Regions from separate parts of the Homo sapiens genome. Here regions 1 and 3 are each linked to region 2. Evidence: chromatin contacts called from ENCODE Hi-C or POLR2A ChIA-PET data. All regions are on one chromosome and are shown on one strand. The core of a region is the stretch at or near the end of the contact, and the rest is flanking DNA. Distances in the headings are between cores, read along the strand shown. Region 1 holds the start of DDIAS (DNA damage induced apoptosis suppressor). Region 2 holds the start of TMEM126B (transmembrane protein 126B). Region 3 holds the start of RAB30 (RAB30, member RAS oncogene family).

What was found. A loop is a pair of places that touch in the nucleus more often than their neighbours do. ChIA-PET counts read pairs that join two places held with the same protein, here RNA polymerase II (POLR2A). Pooled maps may share reads with other maps.
Region 1: a map of gastrocnemius medialis shows a loop between it and region 2 (9-fold over the local background). The contact joins the promoter of DDIAS here to the promoter of TMEM126B in region 2. A Hi-C loop is called at or near these places in 3 of 168 maps with a recorded cell type or tissue (CD8-positive, alpha-beta T cell, gastrocnemius medialis and naive thymus-derived CD4-positive, alpha-beta T cell) and 10 of 50 pooled maps. POLR2A ChIA-PET finds 5 or more read pairs at or near these places in 1 of 52 experiments (T-cell).
Region 3: a pooled map shows a loop between it and region 2 (4-fold over the local background). The contact joins the promoter of RAB30 here to the promoter of TMEM126B in region 2. A Hi-C loop is called at or near these places in 7 of 50 pooled maps. POLR2A ChIA-PET finds 5 or more read pairs at or near these places in 3 of 52 experiments (GM12878, WTC11 and activated T-cell).

Annotation. Positions count from the first base shown.
Region 1 is chr11:82,900,323-82,903,125 of GRCh38, reverse strand. It overlaps DDIAS (DNA damage induced apoptosis suppressor), which reads right to left and starts at 1,390. Exons shown (of 6, transcript NM_145018.4): 1 at 1,304-1,390. It overlaps LOC124902602, which reads left to right and starts at 1,071. Exons shown (of 2, transcript XM_047427953.1): 1 at 1,071-1,078; 2 at 1,445-2,212. The coding sequence starts at 1,071. The coding sequence ends at 2,102. PRCP (prolylcarboxypeptidase) reads left to right here and starts at 2,696. Exons shown (of 9, transcript NM_005040.4): 1 at 2,696-2,803. The coding sequence starts at 2,724. RefSeq lists silencers at 1,761-1,850, 1,901-1,950 and enhancers at 2,161-2,210, 2,491-2,590, 2,741-2,800.
Region 2 is chr11:85,627,343-85,630,119 of GRCh38, reverse strand. TMEM126B (transmembrane protein 126B) reads right to left here and starts at 1,527. Exons shown (of 5, transcript NM_018480.7): 1 at 1,432-1,527. The coding sequence starts at 1,512. DLG2 (discs large MAGUK scaffold protein 2) reads left to right here and starts at 2,776. Exons shown (of 28, transcript NM_001142699.3): 1 at 2,776-2,777. RefSeq lists enhancers at 1,260-1,339, 1,430-1,479, 1,730-1,919, 2,060-2,109, 2,190-2,349 and 1 more.
Region 3 is chr11:83,070,265-83,073,146 of GRCh38, reverse strand. It overlaps RAB30 (RAB30, member RAS oncogene family), which reads left to right and starts at 1,250. Exons shown (of 5, transcript NM_001286060.2): 1 at 1,250-1,456. RAB30-DT (RAB30 divergent transcript) reads right to left here and starts at 1,081. Exons shown (of 3, transcript NR_038903.1): 1 at 1,001-1,081; 2 at 343-524. LINC02951 (long intergenic non-protein coding RNA 2951) reads left to right here. Exons shown (of 3, transcript NR_186233.1): 3 at 451-745. RefSeq lists an enhancer at 808-1,297.

The DNA.
Region 1 (2,803 bases), core at 141-2,640, 2.7 Mb after region 2:
CCTTAGATTCTTGAACATTAACATGTCAAGCTCTTTCCTGCCTCAGGACGTTTGCACAACCTGTTCACTCTGTTTAGAATGTTTTTCTTTCCCTCTTTTGCATGGTTGGATCACGCTCATCTTTTAGGCATCAGTATCAACTCCTTGGAAAGGTCTTCTTAGACCAGTCTAATTCACATAGTTTCCTTGTAAATTCTCCTTAATTCCATCCATAAAAGGTAAGTTCCATTAGAACAGGAATCTACCTTGTTCATCATTGGATCTCAGTACCTAGCAATTCTTGGCACAGACGAAAGAAGCATTTAACTATCTGCAGAATAAACAAATAATTACTTGGTGCTCTGTGATCCAGTCCTGTGGGGTCAGGAAAGGGTTTCTGATTTAAAAGGCTTTGCAAACTGACTAAGAATTAGCCAGGTCAGGGACAGGGTCAGAAGACGGTTTGGGGTGAGAAGGAGGATAGTGCACTTCAGGAACACAAAAGACATTCTATATGGCTGGAGCGGTGGAAAACCACTAGGGCTGAAGAGCCAGGCAAAAGTCAGATAGGAAAGAGTCTGTAAGTCATGTTAAAGAGTTTGGGCTTAAACCTGAGGGCAAATAGGAGCGACTGAAAGGTTTTCAATGGGGAGTGCCTCGGTCAAATATGAACTTTATCAGCCCAGCAATGTGGAGACTGGACTGGAAGGTAGCAAGATTGAAAGCAGGAGAACCAGCTGGGGCGGCGGGGGAGGGGGGGGTTACTGTCACAGCTATGTAGCAGTCATAGGGTCGAACCAAAATAATGTCAGTAAAAAACGGAGAGAAGTGAACAGATCTGAGATATTCAAGAGGCTGGTAGGGACTGGCTGGATGTGAAAAGGAAGAAAACTTTCAAGCTCTGGTTTAAGCACATGGCTCAGTTAAAATATGTTCCTTCTAAGCCATCATAGCATTTTGGAAGATCCCCTTTCAGCACGTACTACTCTGCACAGTGGCCCACTGAATACGTATTTGCACATTACAGAAGCAAGAGTCGCGCCTTTTCCTCTCTATTTCCGATTCTAAAAGCTCACTCCGAGTCTAGCTCGATGGCACTGTAAGTGTTCAATAAACGTTCGTTAGGTGATTGCAAAAGCACTGAGTCTAAAATAAAATAACTGACGTTTATATTCTGTTACCCTCATGGCTGCCCGTTTACAGAGAACCACTTGTGAAAAAACAAGCGCCGGGCTCTGGGTGGGTCTCATTCATAATGAAGTTAAGAGCCTCCTTAGGAGTCTCCGGCTCTTCGGCTTCCCGAGAACCCCTTTACCCAGCTCACCTGGGGGAGAAGACCAGGAACGGGCCCAGGCGACGCACAGTGACTCGGACCGGCCGAACTCAGTAGCACGCCGGCAGCCTTCCAATCGAATCTCCCGCGTCCTTTTCCGCCGGAAGTAACGCTTTGGCTCTGATTACTCAGAGCCAATCAGAAGAAGGCGCCGCAGAGGGTGGAGCTTAGCGAGGAAATCCTACAAGCATCTGGAAACGACCATTTTCGTCAAACTGCGGGTAGAGTCTTTCTCCCCGACAGGTGGATCAGTAGTACAGTCCGTAAAATTGGTTTTGGAGCTTCGCTGAGCCTCCTGGGCGTAGGGTTCCCGGGAAAGTGTGGAGTGAGCCGCAGCGCCCTGGGGTCTGGCGGGGTGACTGAAAGAGGGAATGGAAGCTGGATGAAGAGGGTTGAGGGAGCTTTGGAAGCCAGACCCGGCGCTGTCCTAGGGGCTAGCACTACCCACGGGCGGAGGGAGGAAGGGGGCGGTGGCAGGAGGCAGGAGGGGGGTGGAGCGCGGAGTGGGTTTTCGGGTGCCGGAGAAGAAAGGGGGCGTTATTTGAAAGAAGGGACCGGGACCTGGCGGGATTTAGGGGCGATGTGGACCCGGGGCGACCTGTGTAATGGATGGGTTGTGCGAGCAACACAGTTTTGGGGTGACCCAAGAACGGAGTATCATAGGGAGTGGTTAGGCTCCAGATGGAGGTGGGTGCAAGGAGCACAGTCTTTGGACCTGGACCCAGCGGTCTGCGACGACGTGCTCCGCTCACTGCTGAGTGATCTAGTGCAAGTTCCCGCACCTCTCTGAGCCTCAGTTTCCACATCTGTAGATGGGAATAACAATCATATACGACGCACAAGATTGCTGTGACGATTTAGTTAGAGGAGATGATGCGTGTGCCTCCCTGCCTCGTGATACACTGGCCTGTAGTGAACCTTCAATAAATTGTCATGGTAGCTGTTATTGCCGTTACGTAGGATTTGCGGAAGGCAGGAGGTGTCGCAATGGAATTGCGGTGGCCAGGGCAGGGTTTGGTGGTGATGATAATGGTAGGGATATTGGGTGACCTGAAGGACAGGTGGGCTTCGGGGGCGCTATAGATAAAGCATGGGCTACAGCGATGAGTTAGGAAGAGGCCCTAGCATGATAAGGGCAGACTTGGGGTGTGACCGCAATGAAGGTGAGTGCTAAGGAGCAGATGGCACGAGAGGAAAGTGGAGTGGAGGCGGTGTCCTCGGGGATGGGGGCGGAGTGGCTGTGGTGACCTGGCTTGGGCGGCGTCTCTGAGGAGCTGGCTGGCTTTGGGTTTCCCCTGGGAGGAGCTGTTTTGCGGCGGGCGGAGCTGCAGGCTGGGCAGGGCTTAGCCTGTGCGCTTCTGCTGGCCTCCTTTTCGCCCTCCCACCCGCACTGCAGTCTCCAGCCTGAGCCATGGGCCGCCGAGCCCTCCTGCTCCTGCTTCTGTCTTTTCTGGCGCCCTGGGCCACCATAGCCCTCCGGCCGGCCTTAAG
Region 2 (2,777 bases), core at 278-2,777:
AATGGACACATGTTGAATATCACTGTAATACTCATTTGCTGAATGAGCGGTATGTACCAATCCTAACTATAGAAGGCCAGTTCATTATACACAGTTCCTGGCATCAACATACAGAAGGTATGAGCTCCTTTGAACCTTCTTATGGTGTTACACAATGAGTAATAATGGACCAGTTTCTTTCTCTGCATCATGGCAGAAATGTACTCAATCTTTTTCTGTAACATTTCTGGAGAGGGCAGGGGGAAAAAAAGGTAAAATATTTTACAAATTACAATTTTTCAGTGACTAGACTTACATCTTTTCCCTCTCCCTGACACCCAAATGGAAAGTATAAGGGATAGTAACATCTAAGGGAGATTCTATACCTAACCCATCTATTGTACTAAGACATCTGCTGTCTTGGCAGACGTCAATAACATGAGTAACCATAAACCATAGATAAATTTTTGTTTTGCTCTCATCCAATTCATTGAAATCCTCCACCTTCCACCAAAAACAAAAAACAAAACAAACTTCCAGGCAATATCTTCTACTAATCTCCTACCTAGTCTACACCCTAAAGTCTCTATAGGGAAAACAGACACCCAGGATTATGATTACAGGACAGCAAATACTGAAATACTGGAAAGAACACAGGAAATATTTGAGTGCTTAAGCTTTGCAAGGCACTGTCAAAGACTCCAGTGCTTTCATTACACCCCTTCCCCCTTAAGGCCACTCAACTAGTCACCACGCTTATACCAGTAAGAGTGCATTTATGTAGGTTTATAGTTTGCAAATCATCTAACGGTTTTGTAGTGCTTTCATGTGTATTATTTTACCTAATAATAAATTTTTCACCTAATAATAAATTTCACCTTTAGAATTTTATTCAACATTCGCTCATAATTTAGGGAGCACGTGGTATATGCCAGACCTCCGGGTAATCAAGATACAGTCATCCCATCCTCAGGAATCCACAACGCAGTGGGAGTTCAGAACAAAAAAGCTGGCAATTTAAACACAGAATGAGAGAGTGACATAAACGAAAAACCCAACAACCTAAGAAAAAGCAAACAATCTAGCCAGAGGAAGCGTGGGAAGGCTTCCCGGAAGAAGTGACATTTAAATCAATAACCGAAAGAGAACAGTTTGGCAGGGGAGTTGGGACGGATAGAAGCAGGGAAATACTCCAAGTTGAAGAAAAAGCCTGTGCAAAGGCCTGGAGACAAGAGAAAACAAACTGCAGATAATGAGGACTAGAATTTAGGTCATCTACGTTCTCTCCGCCTCTTTCCACAGCAACTGGAGACTTAATCGACTGCTCCTTGCATGGACTTGGGAGCTGTTTTAACTTTTCAAATCTCCTTTAAAGGTATCATCTTAGAAGAGTCTGCCAACACTTTGAAGGTGCAGAAATCACCCCCCATACCACTTCGGATTTCCGCCTACCTTGGGCGCTTCCTCAGTTCCCACCGGCACCACACCTGAATCCCTTGGCTTAGTCCCAGCCTCATACCCGAACACCACCATTTTGGTGGCTCATGTGACTTGCCGGTGGGCGGGGACCCAGAACGCCCTGGGCGGGAAGTGGTGCTGATTTACGGCTCAACGCCTCTCGATTGCAGCCCGGGCCCGCCCCCACTCAGTCAAAAGCCGCGCCCTCCATCCTGACTGTGATTGGGCGCGGCGTCTAGAAATTACGGCCACTTATTCGCTTAGAGGAGGTCCAGGCGCCTGTGGGCCTGCCCCCCTCGCCAGCCGAGTATTTCCTTCCCTGACTATTTATCAGCTTAGCTCCCTGATCTCTTCGCGTCCTGCGGGAAAGATGGGGCGGCCCGAATGTTGTAATGTTACTGCGCTCCTGCCTCTCCTCAGGGCAGCTGGGAACTAGCTGCCTGCCCCTTTCAGTCCTTGAGGGAACTCGCCCCTTTGCCCTGGCCTGTGTGGTGTTAAAGCTCTGTTTCTCGGGCACCTCCTCCTCCAAACCCCGGACCAGCCGCCCAGCGCCGTCAGAGCAGCCCCGACTAGCCTCCTCTCCTCTCAGCCGTCTGACTCCTCTCCCCAGTCTGTAGTCCCCTCAATTTGCATCCTTTAGCCCCGCTTGGAAAGAGACCGGAGAGAAATTTGCCCACTACCCCCGCGAGAAGACCCACTTGTCAGCCGTGTCTCGGGGTGGGGGGCACTGCAAGGCCTGGCGCTGTTTTGTGCACGTTAAATGCCCAGCAGTATCTCCCAGACCGGCAACCCCCGACCCTCCAGTCTCCATGTCTTACAGAAGCCAAATTCGAGAGTTATATAATTTCTAGTGCTGCTGTTGCTCCTGCCTGAGGAAACACTTCATCGCGTGGAGGGTGCAGGACATTTCAGTGCTCTTCCCTAAAAGAACGGGGCTTGGGCAGGGGTGGCCAGCGGTGGCAAAGAAATGTCTTGTCTTTTCTGCAAAAGGAAGGTGGGTAGTTTGAAGAGAGATTGAGAGAAAAGGTGGATGTGAAAGCCAAGCAGCTGCACTTTCTCATTTAGGAAATCGCGGACCGTTTACATAGCTTATGCTTACATGTCTAATACTACTACGGCGTCTCTGAAAACACCTTTGGGGGAAGGTTTGGCTTCTCTCGAAGTCTCAGTGTTTTTCCTCGCCGGATAGGGAGCTGCTTGAATGCGAAGAGATGGCATGATGTGAATGACTCCAGTGTGAAGAAATCTGCTTCGCCAACTCATCCTGCATCAAGTGCCCATTGAGTAGCACTGTCACTTTAATGTCTCCATGCCAAGGGATTGCTTTCCTTTTTTTTCAA
Region 3 (2,882 bases), core at 1-2,500, 2.6 Mb after region 2:
TATTGCCAGACGTCAGAAGGCCTATCATCAATAATATCCCACCCCTCCCGCCTTTTCTGAGACACGGGCTTGCTGTCGCCCAGGCTGGAGCACAGTGGTAGGATCGAGGCTCACTGCAGCCTCAACATCCCGGGCTCAAGCGATCCTCCCACCTCAGCCTCTAGTGTAGCTGCAACTACAGGGGTACACCACCATGCCCAGCTAATTTTTTTGTTTAATGTTTTTGTAGAGACGGTACGGGGTCTCCGCATGTTGCCCAGGCTGGGGTTGAACTCCTAGAATCACGCTATCTCCCCGCGTCTGCCCCCAAAGTGCTGGGATTAAAGGCGTGAGCGACCGCACCTGGCCAATATCCCCTTTGAACATCTGCTTTCGCTGGTTGGTAAAAAAGTGTCATTTTAAATTTAGTGTTACTCCTTCAGGCTATTCCCTCTCTCTTCTTACTTGCAGGGCCAAAGCAACGTCTCTTTCCACCTTGGTCACCTTCCAACAACGATTTCTTCGGACGCCTTTGTTAATCATTCCTGTATGAAAAATCAGTGAATCTGAAGCTTTGGGGAGAGTGAAAGGGGGTTGGAAAACAAACGGCAAAACAAAAATGCATTTCGGAGGACTACCCCAACTCTGTGGGTGGAAGTGGGCTTCTCCGAATAAAGGCGAGGGTCGCCGCCTCGGGTCCTCGCACCTCAACAAAAGACACCAACTCTCTCAACTGTACTGTTAACAGATCTAAATGATACTCCAAGCCCAAAAGTAAACCGACTCTCTCAATCTCTTAGCTAAAAAATGGAGAAGGAAGCGTAGGGCCCCATGCAACCCCTTCAGGAGCTGAGACCGAGGCTCACTGGGCCTCTGGATGCCGCTTCCAGTCGGTCCCGCCCTACATCAGTCCCCAGCATGGCCTCCACCCTCTGGTTCCCAGGTTCGTGCCCGCGGCTATCCGACCAGATCGTCCTCCACCTCACCGTCCCCACTGAACCACCACTTGACTCCTGCGCACCCCTAAAACCTCTGCCCGGCTCCGCGGAATCGTCCCAGTACTCCTAACATGGCGGCCGAGTCCCCTTTGCTCCTTCACTCTGGGCGCGTCCCACTTGGAGCATTTTGGGCATTGTAGTTTCGGGGATTGCCTGGGTATCCCTTCAGGACGTAAGAAGACTACAGTTCCCAGAAAGCACCGCTCCCGAGCATGGCTATTGGGGACGTTTGGACAGAGGGATGATGTCATTGCAAAAGCCCCACTGCATTCATTGTGCTACGGTCTCTCCACCCCCTGCTGCTGCTGGGCTTGCGATTGCCGCTCGCTCCAGCTGAGCTAAGTGTAGCAGCAGCACCAGGGCAGGGACTGACTCCAGCCCTTGGACTCAGGACATCGCAGACCTTCCCTTGCGTGCGTGACTCATTCGCACATCCATTTCTGTTTATGCCTGGGGTGGGGAGAAAAATCCCAAACCAGGTGAGTTGAAGTGATTTATTCAAATGCTTCTACCAAGTTATTCCTCCCGCTTAGTTCTCAAGGCTTTCTTTTGGGAAGCTGTGAGCGGTGGGGAGGTGGGGGGGATTGGGGAGAGGCTTGCAGGCACAGCTAAGGGGAAAAGCTCTGTGCCATTTGGGTCACTGCAAAGAACAACTCCAGCAACCTTCCCCCGCCAGAGGACGGGTGCCTGCCAATTCCCTAGTCGCAACTCCTCTCAACCTTTTTGAGGCGGAGAGAGGGGGCTGGGCTGGGAAGGATGTTGGGGAGTGCTCTTGGAAAATCTGAGGAAGGCAGAGGTGGGGGACTGCAGTCCTGTCACACACGGCCCGAGAGCTGAGGTTTGAGTGGGAAGGGGTGATGCGTGGGGAGAAATGGAGACAGTGAATTAATGTGGTCGCACTACTTTAGAACATTTGAATGTCGCTTGGACGAGCACTAGTTATTAATTTTTAAGATGAACGTGCTTAAGTTTTGTAGGGCTTTATTTTATGTGTGTATGTCTATGTGGTTTGTCTCGCCTTTTCTGCTGATTTGAGGTGACAGTGTCCTTTAATGGTGCACTCCGTGCCAGTCAGAAACATTTCACGTGTCTGGCGAAGGTTCTTTCAGGCTGCTGGAAGCAGCGTTTTTGTTAAATGTTTTCCGTTCTCCGACTGCTGGATTCAAGATTGTTTGGAAGTGGAGCCGACAGATTTGTGCTTGTGTGTTTTAAATTACATTGCATAGGCTCTTTGCCACTGACAATGGTACCATAATGAGCTGCTGTTTCCTGAGGCATAGTCACTACTCACAAATAACGGTTTGAAGAGATCGATTAGGGAAGAGGGGTTCATTTTAACACATTAGAGAAAGGGAAAGTTAGAAGCGCTGTTAACCTTCATTTGCCATTACTGAAAGGTGCCCATGGAAGAGTGATTTTGGTTGTTTTGTTATTGTTGTTTTTTTAAACGAACTGACATTTAACAGGAGAGAAAGCATTCTGACTTACATGATGCTCTTGTAAGAGTTATAGGGATAATTAGGGCAATAGATATGTTACTTTGAGATAAACAGCTGGCTGGCTCCACAACAGATGGGGCCAGTCTTGGCTGAGAGATCTACACCCTTGGAAATGAATGGGCCTGGGGTCAACCACACCCCCTCTTGGAATGTCAAAAGAAGGAGAAATGCCAGAGTATTTGCTTAACTCTAGAATGCTAAACCTTTTCCTAGCTGAGTCAGACATGGGCGAAATTCTTTACTGGCTGTCTTCTGCTGCTAAGCCAATTTTGTTCATTTTAAATTCAGATCCTTAGGTCTCCAAAGTTGTAGCTGTGTGATATTTCATTAAATGCTGCTTGATGCTGAATGCAAAGGACAGTCCATTGTATGGGCTTTGTAGTAGAGTGATTTATTGGGATGCCAA